Linked DNA regions of Mus musculus: region 1 is linked to region 2. A link is a contact called in ENCODE Hi-C or POLR2A ChIA-PET data. All regions are on one chromosome and are shown on one strand. Each heading gives the region's core, a stretch centred on a gene start or an enhancer-like site at or near the end of the contact. The rest is flanking DNA. Distances are from core to core; before and after follow the strand shown.

Region 1 (6,222 bases), core at 3,674-6,173, 43 kb after region 2:
CTCTGTTGGTTACTTTTCTATTGCTGTGATGAAATTCCATGATCAAGTCAGGGGAGGTATGGGACATATTATAATATTTCTGTATTTTTATTTAAAGAAACCAAAATTCCAGAATTCTCACTACACTGGAGTCCCTGTGAAAGTTCCCTTGTATACTTTGGTTCCCACCAGGTCTTCAGATTGCTGAATGCAGTCTCACAGTATGGAAGGAAGGGTTTATTTGGGGCTTACAGTTCTAAAGGAACAGGAGTCCATGACCATCATGGACAGGAGCAGGGCAGCAGGCATGGTGCTGGAAGAACTTCTGAGAGCCCATATCCTGATCCACAAACAAGAAGCAGAAAGCACATTGGGAATGGCTTGAGACTCCTCAAACCTCAAAGCCTGCCCCTAGCACTATACCTCAGTGTTCTATGGCTATGAGGAGACACCATGACCACAGTAACTCTCTAAAGAAAAACATTTAACTGGAGCTGGCTTACTGTTTCAGAGGTTTTGTCCATTATCACCATGGCAGAGGGCATGTCGGCAAGCAGGCAGAAATGGTGCAAGGTGTGTGTGTGTGTGTGTTGGGGGGGGGGTAGCTCAGAGTTCTATATTTGGATCTGTAGGCAGAGACAATCACTGAGCCTGGCTTGGGCTTTTTAAAACCTCAAAGCCTACCCCCAGTGTACTGGCTAGTTTTGTGTCAACTTGACACAGGTTGGAGTTATCACAGAGAAAGGAGCTTCAGTTGGGAAAATGCCTCCATGAGATCCAGCTGTAAGGCATTTTCTCAATTAGTGATTAAGGGGGAAAGGCCCCTTGTGGGTAGTACCATCTCTGGGCTGGCAGTCTTGGTTGTATAAGAGAGCAGGCTGAGCAAGCCAGGGGAAGCAAGCCAGTAAGGAACATCCCTCCATGGCCTCTACATCAGCTCCTGCTTTCTGACCTGCTTGAGTTTCAGTCCTGACTTCCTTGGTGATGAACAGCAGTATGGAAGTGTAAGCTGAATAAACCCTTTCCTCCCCAACTTGCTTCTTGGTCATGATGCTTGTGCAGGAATAGAAACCCTGACTAAGATACTCAGTAACATGATTTCTTTGACAAGGTTACACAAGTGCCATTCCTTGGTGACCAAGCATTTAAATCTGAGTCTATGGGTGGGTGCCATTCTCATTCAAGTCACCACAGTCTTCCAACAAGACCACAACCCCTTAATCCTTCCCAAGGAGTTCCACTAACTGGGGACCAAACATTCAAACATAGGAACCTATGGGAACTTTTCTTTTCTTTTTTAAAAATTTATTTAAAGATTTATTTATTCATTTTATGTATATAAGCACACCATAGCTATCTTCAGACACACCAGAAGAGGGCATCAGATCCCATTACAGATGGTTGTGAGCCACCATATGGTTGCTGGGAATTGAACTCAGGGCCTCTGGAAGATCATTCAGTGTTCTTTTTTTGTTTTTTGTTTTTTGTTTTGTTTTGTTTTGTTTTTTTTTGAGACAGGGTTTCTCTGTATAGCTCTGGCTATCCTGGAACTCACTTTGTAGACCAGGCTGGCCTCGAACTCAGAAATCCGCCTGCCTCTGCCTCCCAAGTAGTCAGTGTTCTTAACCATTGAGCCATCTCTCCAGCCTCTATGGGAGCCATTCTTATTTAAACCAGTATAAACTGGCTGTTTTCATATCCTGTAGCACTGCCCAGTTCACTCACCCCTCTTCATCTCTTTCTTTCTTTCTTTCTTTCTTTTTTTTAGATTTATTTGTATATTATATGTAAGTACACTGTAGCTGTCTTCAGACACTCCAGAAGAGGGCGTCAGATCCCATTACAGATGGTTGTGAGCCACCATGTGGTTGCTGGGATTTGAACTCAGGACCTTCGAAAGAGCAGACAGCTCTTACCCGCTGAGCCATCTCTCCAGCCCAATAAATCTATTTTTATTTGTTGGAGTTTTGCTTGCATATTTATCTGTGTGAGAGTGTCATATCTCCCAGAACAGGAGTTACAGACAGCTGTGAGCTGCCATGCAGGTGCTGGGAGTTGAACCCAGGACCTCTGGCAGAACAGCTAGTGGAGTGTTCTTAACCACGAAATCATCTCACAAGCCTCTTTCTTTTCTTAGTAGCTGATGTCAATTTGATAGGAACTCAAAGAAGACAAGCACTGTGCTTCTTCTAAGCCCTGAACAGAAGTGGGTTTTCATCGTACCTTGTCCTAACTTGACCCACATCCATGATGATTTTTGTTGATTTCGTGGGATTGAGAAGCACTGTAGGAAAGAAACACAGCTCTGCAAGGGAAGTCATGGAGCACAGGAGGCCCAGAGTCTTCAAAGCCAAGAGAAGCCCGTCCGGTAAAGCGGTGAAGCGGTGAAGGCGAGGCCTGATGGAGCATGCCTTTAATCCATCGTGGGGAAGGCAGAAGCAGGTGAAGTCCTTCCTTGGTAAGGGACAAGCCAAGGACAGCCAGCCTGTGCTCAGAGGTAGCTGGAACTAAAATGCTACCCTTCAAGGGACTACAAATGAAACATGGCATCCCTAAATTTGCCTCTTTGCATGAGGATTAGTTTTATTCAGGAAAACAGAAACAGCAGAAGCTCAGGGAACAAGAATGTTTACTGCTGCTCTTTCTTAAAGGAAATTTGAGTGAGCTCCTATGGTTTGGATTCCTGGCCCTGGTGGTAAAGGCTTGCTCTCTACACCCACCCTGAAAGCAAGCACTATTGGGAGGTGCAGGACTTGGTGGGAGGTCCTGGGCTTTCCTTTGAAGGGGAGTTATTGTCTTATTTTGCTTTGGGACCATGCGGTGACTTGTATCACAGTGTGCTGTGAACATCTAGGGGCAGGAGTTGGTGTGCTAGTGGTGTAACCCCCGAATCTCTGCGGATATTTGTTTCTTAACACCCCCACCCCACCCCACCCCACCAGAAGCTCCCATCCTCACTCCAGCCCGCAGCAAGCATGATATGCAGACAGCTGGTTTCTGTGCTGTGTCCTCCTGCAGCAAGCCCTGGGCTCCCTCCCCCTCCTTGGTCCCTCCCCCAGTGTTAGAATGGCACTGCCCATAAAACTCCCCCTTAATGGAGATATCCTGAGAAGATAGCTCAAGACATCCTCCCTGCCTCTGCATCTCCAAAAACCAGCACTCTTCCTGATAAGCAGTGAACCCTCCAGGTGTCCTTGAGACCTTAAAGAAATAACAAACTCAAGGAAGATTAGGGTCCAGTGTTTAAGTCATGGAGAAAAGGTAATCAGAGGTCACAGACAGTTAAGACCAGCCATAAAATTAGTCCCTGAACAGACACCCATTATCCCCCCTCCTGGCTTCAGTTCCATCTCACCAAATGATTACAGTCCTCCCCTCCCCTTTTCTGTGAACATTCAGGGGACTCCTAACTATACTGTATATAAACCCAGCGTTTTTCAGACTCAGGGTCACTTGCCAGCATTCACCGGAGGGTGCCAGGCTGGTGATCAGGGTTCGAACTTGAAACAATAAAAGACTCTTTTGTGAGTTGCAGTAGACTTTGCAATTATTGGGCTCATCTGGATTTCCCATGGATTCAGGGCACAACTCTAGAAGACATGGTAATGGTGGATACTATAACACTAGGGCTGAGATGAGGATGGCAGGTACAGGGCCACCTTTTCACTCTTACAACAACAAAGTGCTTTTATTTGACACTCTGATTTAATTACAACTCTGTGTGTGTGGGTGTCTAGGGGGACTTACTGGTCCCCACACCTTTGTCAGAGAAAGTGGCCTTCTGAATATCAGTCTATGCCACAGAATGAGAGGTTTATGGGCACTCTCATTCCCGCACTGAGGGGAAGCTAAAGAGGTTTTCCTGAACATTCAACTTGCCTCGGGAGCAGATTTTGGGACGACGCTTTCTGAACCTGTGGCATCTATGTGCCCTATTACACCGAGTGGATGGTTTTACCTATCTTGAGTTTCAGTGTTCCCAATTAGTGAAAACGAGACTTTTTCTTCACTTGGGAGTCACTTCTTGTGAGGATTATGTAGTAATTTATTCATGGCACATTTGCTTTTTGCCAAGCGCATGCTAAATTATATACACATTCTATATATATCGACAAACCATCCATAAGGCCTAAATCTCCAGGCCAGGACAGCCAAAGACCCAGGGCTCTGTCCAGTGTGGGTTAATAGTTAAGAGGCAGCTGAAGCCCTCAGGGCGTCAAGATCCCTTCTCATTATGTCTGAAGTCATTTTGTAAGGGAAGAGCTCAGGCCCCACACCCCTTCTGCTTCTTTTGGTTGAGAAAGAGGCTCACTAGATATCCTAGGCTGACCTTGAACCCATGAGTGCTGTGCTTGGCTATGGCACATAGACTCCTGGACCGCAGAGTGCTTCCTCCAGAACTAGGCTGCTATTGTGGAGTCATCCTCCACGTTTCCTTGGTAACTTAACTGGGGGTGGGGGTGGGAGTGGAGGGCGGCTAAGGGCACACATGCCCTGAAGGCCACCCACGGAGAGACGCTGGTCCTTTGGGGTCCTGGAGGGCACCGCAGAGCTGCACCGCTGGTGGCTTCCCGAATCGACGGCCCCGAGCCAGCCCATGGCGGAGGTGCGGGGCCTGCGGCGCGGGTGGCGTGCAGCACGAGCTGCTAGAGAAGGTGGCGCGCCTGCAGCGGGGCGCGAGGCACGCGGAGCCCGAGGCGGCGGCGCGCAGAACCGCAGGCGACGGCGGCTCTGGCTCCGGCTCGGGCTTCTGGTGCTGGCGGCGGCTGTTCGCGCGCGGAGCCCGCGGGGCGCGCCGGAGGAAGGGCAAGTTCTCGCGGCCCGGCGCCGCGGCCACGTCGGAGCGCAGCGTGTGGGCGCCCCCGGGCCTGCAGAGGCTGTTGCAGAGGTTGGCGACGTGGCGGCGGCGTTACCTGCGGCGAGGGGAGCGGCCCGAGGGCCTAGAGGAGATCCCGCTGCTCGTGCTGGAGCGCGCGCGCGCCGCCGACTAGGGGACGCCCTGTCCCGTCTCGCGCGCGCGAACCCCGGCGGCGGTTAGGTTTTGTAAATGAATTTAAGAAGTGGAAATAAATCCCCCGCACTGGATGAATGAAAGGAGGTGGATTTGGGGGACCAAGCGCGCCCGAGACGCTGGAGGGAAGAAATCAGCTTTGTTGAGCAGGTGGTGAAGTCACCAAGGGTCTCCAGGACCGTCCCCCCTGGGCAGCGCGACACGGTGTAACATTGACTTCGGGATACTCCTCTCCCACTGTTCCCTGCCCTCTGGGTGTTATGGAATTCCACCGTCATCCTTGGTTTTACTTGTTACTTATAATGAGCATGTTGAGCGAACCCTGCTTTTTAAATTTATTTAGGGTCCTAGAGATGGCTCTGTAGGTAAAAGAGCCTATGGTGCAAACCTGGGAAGCCAGTCCAATTCCCTGTGGAGGGTCCTCTGACTGGCACACGCACAATAGTAATACTTGGTTAAAAAAAATTGTTTCACAATTTCATATATATGCACACACACACACACGTATATTTAGTTCATACGTTGACCATATTCATGCCTCTTGTCTTTCATTCTCCTGCCCACTCTCTGGAATCGTTCTTTTCCCAAGTCTTTAGTGTGGGAGTGTGAGAATTGCTGTCAGAGATAAAAGCAAAGGCGCCTCCACCAAAAGATTTCCGCCTCCAACACCCCCCCCCCCCCCGCGTCCCCTCCACCCCTTGGGGTGTGGGGTGACCTTTGACTCTTCTTCCTCAATAAAAACTTGTTAATGATACTCTGGCCTGGCATACCTGTCAGGATGAAAGTGAAATGTCACCAGCGAAAGTGCTAGAAGCACTCTAGAGGGCTTAGAGGTTAATAAGCTATTGGGATGGTCTTTGCTTGGGCTGTTCTCCTCCTCCTCCTCCTCCTCCTCCTCCTCCTCCTCCTCCTCCTCCTCCTCCTCCTCCTCCTGCCCCCTCCTCCTCCCCCTCCTCCTCGTCCTCCTCCCCCTCCTCCTCTTCCTCCTCCTCTTCATTCTTTACTGCTCCACAGATAGGAGGGGACCTGCTAGCAAGCGAAAGGAGTTGTGTTTTGGAGTGGCTATCTCTGTAGTGGCTTTGGAGTTTCCTCTCCCATGCTTTTCAACATTCCTAACTCTGTGACCCTTTACAACAGTTCCTCATGTTTCAGTGACCCCCAGTTACAAACTTAACTTCATTGCTACTTCATAATTGTAACTTAGCTACTGTTACGAATTGTAACAAATATCT
Region 2 (5,680 bases), core at 2,188-4,687:
TCTTTCAGGATCAAGGTGGGTGCTTTCATATAAAATCTTATTTTTTATTCCTTCTCTGGCAATTCTTTCCTGGATCCTCTGCTTAGCGAAATTATACCTACAGTGGAACCTTGTAAGAATGAAAAAGAAAGTAAGCTACTAGTTCCTATATATGAGCAACCTAAGGAATTTTAATTCACAGATTTCCAAAATGCTTATAAAGGACTATCCCAAAACTAAATTTAAAGGTGTTTATACAAATGTTCTTTATAACTACATAAAACATAGATTTCTGTCTCCTTAGAATAATTATACCTGTTGTAGAACAAACACTGTAGGAATCTCTTGGGTCTGACTCACTCAAAACTTAATGGAATTCTGCCACTCGTCTGTTAAACATTCAATGGGTAATAATGGAGGTTTATATATTGCCATAGTTTCCAGCAAAAAACAAAAACAAAACAACTGGTGACTCATACCTTTAATCCCAGCACAACTACACAGTGAGAGACCCTGTCTCAAGTGCGCGTATATACACATCCATGTTTATTGAATGAGTCCTGTTACTTTATCCTGACTTTAACTGCAATATCCAGCAAACATACCAGCATCCTAAAGTCACCAGGATAAATCCTCCTACTCCAACATCACATGATCTTCTAATTCTACCTATTGGAAAAAGCATGGTCAGCATAAATTCTGTGTAGAAAACATTATAATAGAGCTGTTTTAATTTAAGGAAAATACTCACTGGTCACCAAGAAATGTCCAAGTCCAGTCACAATAGATCCTAATGAGCCATAGAGTATAGATTCTCGAGCACATGGAGTGTTCTCAACATCTAAAATACCTAGGAGCTTGAAGGGCTAGGATAAAATGAAAAAGAATTTAGCCTGAACAAGAAAATAGTTAGGTTCCTATTCAATTTTTAATTACCAGTCAGCCAACTTAAAGTGTTCTAATCTGCCACTTCAGGATTTACTTCAGCATTTGAAATAATGAGCACAGTGATTAACCTCTAGCATGAAGTGACCAGTCTTCCAAGGACATGTCACTCAGCACTGGCTCAGAGATGGGGGTCAAAACATTTTTCACACTCTGTTCATGCAAGTCTTAGACATCTGGTGGTTTGTGACTGTAATGTAATCCCAGCAATCAGGAAACCACAGCAAGAAGAACCACAACTACATTGCTGTGAATTGGAGGTCAGTCTGAGCTTGAGGATGCAAGACTACACATAACTTATATGACAGAGCATGTGCGAAAAGAAGCCATTCTCTATTTGTACCCCAGCCCTGGAAGCACAGATGTTTTCTGCAATGCCACTCAATGCTTCTAGAGGATGACTGCATAAGAGATGAAACGTAACACTGGTGGGGAATGGAGTAAAAGACATGTTAGGTTCGGTTAAAGATAGGGTAGAGCTGCACTCCCCTTAGCTCAAGGATCTGCCTGAACGTGTGTAACCTGGCTTTCATTAAAGTAAAATTGTTCTTTCACTGATGACTTGCTTCTCTTGTTTTTAATCATACACCCAATCAATCATTGTGGGCTGTTCTCATCATCAAACTCTCAAATAAGAAACTACAGGTCTACTGGGGAGTTCACACCATCTCTGGAAATTACTCCTATGCCAACTAGCATCCAGTACATGATGAACATGGAGACATTCTGGTAGCGTTAGTGAAACCAGTTGTACCTATGTACCTACCACCTGTATTCTTGCCTAGTTCAGATAGCTTAAAATTGGGTTTCTTGTGAGAGATTCCTTGCTTATCCTATCACCTACATGGTGGTTTCATAACTCCAGTTCAAGAGAAAACTAGGATTCAAGTTGACTGTCCATCCTTTTCCATTAAGTGTGTCATTGCAAAAGGAGACCTGGTTGGCATTAAATCTTTCAAGCTTCCTGTGGCAAGCTCATCAGTGGTCCTAAAAGCCAGTTTTGTATTGTACTCAACCAGTCTCCCCCCCCAAAGGACTGCTTTGTAATCCTTTCATTTGAAAGGATTTTAAATTTGAAAGGATTTTAAATTCTGTAAGTTATATCTGTGGGTGTCTGACTTGGGCTGCCACAAGAGCTCCAGAGACTTGAACAGAGGTGGTAAATAAGCACCTTTACCTTCTGAGGATTGCGCTTGCTTCCACATCTTAAGTCCTAATACTACCATTTTTCTGTTGCCTTGCAAGACTATATTAACTAGATGCTCCTGATTTTACTTGAGTACCCACACGCTCATGGCCACTGTTTAGGCAAAGATACACTTAGATTCCATCTCACCGGGAATCTTGAGAAAACATTTACAGTAATTGGCTTGCTGTTCCACTGGCCTGGGGATTTGGCAGTAGCAACGTTCCAGTAGCAGTGTCCCCTCCTTTTACGGATTTAACATTTGTGACCTGTTATCAGCTGAATACCATTTATTCGACTCCCTGTTTGTGAGACTATTCATCTGCTTATTTGGTCTTAGTCGGTTTTGCAAACCGACCAAAGTATCAAAGTATTTTCAAGTAGTTTCTCTTGCTTCCAAAATCTTTTCTGAGACAGGTTTTAGGTTTACTTTGTAGCCCTGGCTATCCTGGAACTCACTGCCTCCTAAGTGCCTGGTTAAAAGGTGTGCCCATCCCAAGCCTTCATGGCTTTATTTTTCAGAGCAGAGTCTTTTTGTCAAACCCACTGTTCAATTTCAGCAAGTCTAGATGAGCTATGAAGCAAACACTACATTTGACCTTACTTGTGCTAGCAAGTTTTCATTTGATAGGTAGTGTTTTAGTTGTTTAACAAAAGACATCTTTAGACACTTGACCATGGCTTAATTAGTCTCCACTTGGGACACCTTCCTGTAGCCATTCTATCAGGCCTAGCAGTTCATGGCCAAACTGCAGTTTTATCCCGGCTGGCTTAAATGGATGAAATTCGACTGTCCCGTTACCCCAGTAGGATGTCGGCTTCATGCAGAGTGGAGATTTCGTCTTTTTTAATAAGAGGTCAAACTGCAGTTCTCACATTGAACTAACAAATCTATACCTTACCTGTGAGTGTGCGCTCCTGTGTTGTGCAAGGAAAAGGACTGATTCACTTGCTGGCCCAGAACTCACCCCTGCCTCAGCCCTCAAAGTGGAGATTACTGGCATGCACCATCACGCCCAGCTCTCCAGAGTTTTCATTTCCCCTTTATTAGCCCTTTCTACCAAATCCAATGCTAGTTTTGGATTAGTCTCCGTTTTCTGACCCTGCAGGCCTGCTCTTCACTAGTTTAACTGGCAATTTAGATATATCCGGGATATGAGGACTAGATCGCTGATATACCTCGCGGCTATGGGATGGGTCTAGGAAACCGGGTCGCGGCCTGCGCACTGCACACCTCCCCCCACCCCCCCTTGCCCCATGGCGAACATTACCTTTTTCTCCGTCTCGTGGGGCTCCGGGGCGGCCGCCATGGGCACCAGTCCTCTCCATCGCCCCGCCCAGGCCCGCGACGGGAGCAACACGGGCTCCGCCCACCCCATCCCCGCGCGGCGGCGGCCATCTTAGGGAGCGTTCCTGGGGCTGTCCGGAAGCCCGCCCTGGCACACTCCTTTGTTCCATGGAACCGGCCACACTGTTTTCCAACCCGCAACCGACCATGAGGAACGCGAGTGGTGGCAACCTAGAGAAGCGCCACCGGTTCCTGTCTCGCAGGCAGGGTGGCCCGAGTCAAGGAGCACCGAGAAACTCGCTTCCCTCAGCCCCTCCTCCGCCTTAACCGCCATTTCAACCGTTGTGCGCGTCCCCGTGCTGGGCGCTGAGGGCGGAGCCGGGGCCGCGCGTCGCGCGCCGCTTTGTCCTCTTAGAGGGCGGGAGTCCGGGTTTGACGGCCCCCGCACTGCCGGAAGTCGCCTGGCGCTGTTTCCGCGGGCCTCGTTCCCAGCTTGTCCTTTGTCCTAGCTTTGGTGACCTTGACAACCTCCCGCACCCCCGCCTCGGTCCCTCGCGGCGGCCTTCCAGCGCCCGCCAGGCCCACGCCCCTCCCCCTCCGGCCCGCAGATTTAGGTTAAAAATAGCGCGCCGCTCGCGTGGAGGAGACTCAGGACAAAATGGAGGCGGCCGCTACCTAGGGGGCATGCGTCAGGCGGCAAGTGCCTTCCTTCGGGAGGGAGGCCGTGGGTGACGCGACGGTGACATAGCGGGTAGAAACCCAGACCGTGGGTCGTTTGGGTCCAAGTGTCAGCCAGTTCAGCAGGCGATGGCGACTCCGTTTTCGGGTTAATGTCCTGGCCCCGGCCTTTTGCCTTTCTTTGTTTACCTATTTCCCGATTTGGCCTCTTCCGTTCCAAACGGCCCTTCCCCGGAAAATGTCCCGGCCTGTCATTGTGCAGAGTCATGCCGCCTTTCATGTAACGTGCTGCACGCTACTTGCCCGTCAGTGTTAGCTGGGAGGGTCTCATCTTAATTACCATGCGGACTGCTTACTGTCTTATTCTTCATGCTCATTAACTGCTTTTCGCCAATCCCAGGGGGTAAAAGTGATTTATATTTCTCTTTATGCGTAGTAAGTTGTTTTTTGTTTTTAAGGAAGCTGAACAGTTACAAAGTGTATAATGCTCTAATATTACTAGGACTAGAAAAGGAACTGTTATCTTGACAGTTTGGGATACTCTACTGAAATTCTTGGCTAGCCAGGCTTTGAATTTTTGTCTGGAAGGTAATATTTAAGGTTGTAATATTCCATAAAGGAGAGAGGAATTCTTTTGCATTCCTAATTGCGGTATAAAGGACGTAACGGGAAAAATACCGAGGAAATGGCGTTACCGTTTTACTTGTGACTGAGACGTTGCTAGAGTATACTGAGTTGGAGTCCATTTCACTTGTTTGAAAAATGTCATGGATTCGATAAAGTTTCTTAATTTAACGAAAATAGAATATTTTTCAGTTTTGTCTTTTAACAGTTAATAATGAAAAGTAACAAGCTCACCCTTCTCCTTCTCCCTGAAGGTGTGGATGAAAGAAAACGACTTTGAAGAGAATAGAGTTTATTCTGTAGTAAAATGTAAATGATCATGACCCAAGGACAGGATTCAAACTGCCCCCAAACCATATTCAACATAAAAGTGTTACAGTCTTATGAGTTTTATATGGTAACAAAAGAGATAAGACACTTCAGTTTATGGAATGTCTCTGGCTATTGGCCTTAGATTTCATCTGATGACATTCTCAGTCTTTGGGATTGGTGGAAGTTAGTGTTCTGTTTATACATTCCAGAAGGACAGTCACAAGGATAGATGCTAAGCTATACATAGAAGTGGGCAATGAATGGCTATTAAGGAGGCCAAGGATAGCCTAAGATAATTTAGCTCCAGGCTTGCAGCATTCCAGGTCTCTCCTGTCACAGTAGAATCAGCCTTGTAGAATTTTTAACTAAGGATTGGGGTGAGTGGTTGTGTGGTTTCCCCCTCATAGGAACTATAGTTAACAAAGGAGTTAACTGTTGTGTTCTTCCAATCTGTTTTCCTTCTCTTAATTAAAATTATTATGCAAATACATTTTGGAGTCATTTAAAATAACATTAGATGCAGATGTGTTGGCTCTGACCTAAAAGCCCAGCATTCTGGTTGAAAGAGTAGGTTTCTTGTGACTTCAAGGCCAGCTACAAAGTGAGGCTCTGTCTCACAAAAAACTGATAATAACAATGGAGGGTTTGAAGGTATAGCTCAGTGGGTA

What was found. Hi-C counts contacts between places; a loop is a spot of excess contacts on that map. ChIA-PET counts read pairs that join two places held with the same protein, here RNA polymerase II (POLR2A).
Region 1: a map of left cerebral cortex shows a loop between it and region 2 (2.9-fold over the local background). The contact joins the enhancer-like site here to the promoter of Cox20 in region 2. A Hi-C loop is called at or near these places in 1 of 37 maps with a recorded cell type or tissue (left cerebral cortex). POLR2A ChIA-PET finds 5 or more read pairs at or near these places in 3 of 5 experiments (all embryonic stem cell).

The regions. Positions count from the first base shown.
Region 1 is chr1:178,274,888-178,281,109 of GRCm38, reverse strand. No RefSeq gene overlaps it. Among named protein-coding and RNA genes, the nearest start is that of Gm46174, 22 kb to the left of the region's middle. Within about 2 kb of position 4,923, at least 3 of the 3 ENCODE cell types and tissues checked have a DNase peak (open chromatin) inside an H3K27ac peak, as active enhancers do; they include left cerebral cortex, where a contact is called at or near this core.
Region 2 is chr1:178,316,910-178,322,589 of GRCm38, reverse strand. Cox20 (cytochrome c oxidase assembly protein 20) reads right to left here and starts at 3,437. Exons shown (of 4, transcript NM_025511.2): 1 at 3,382-3,437; 2 at 731-845; 3 at 585-648; 4 at 1-109. The coding sequence starts at 3,420. It also overlaps a transcript of Hnrnpu not described here.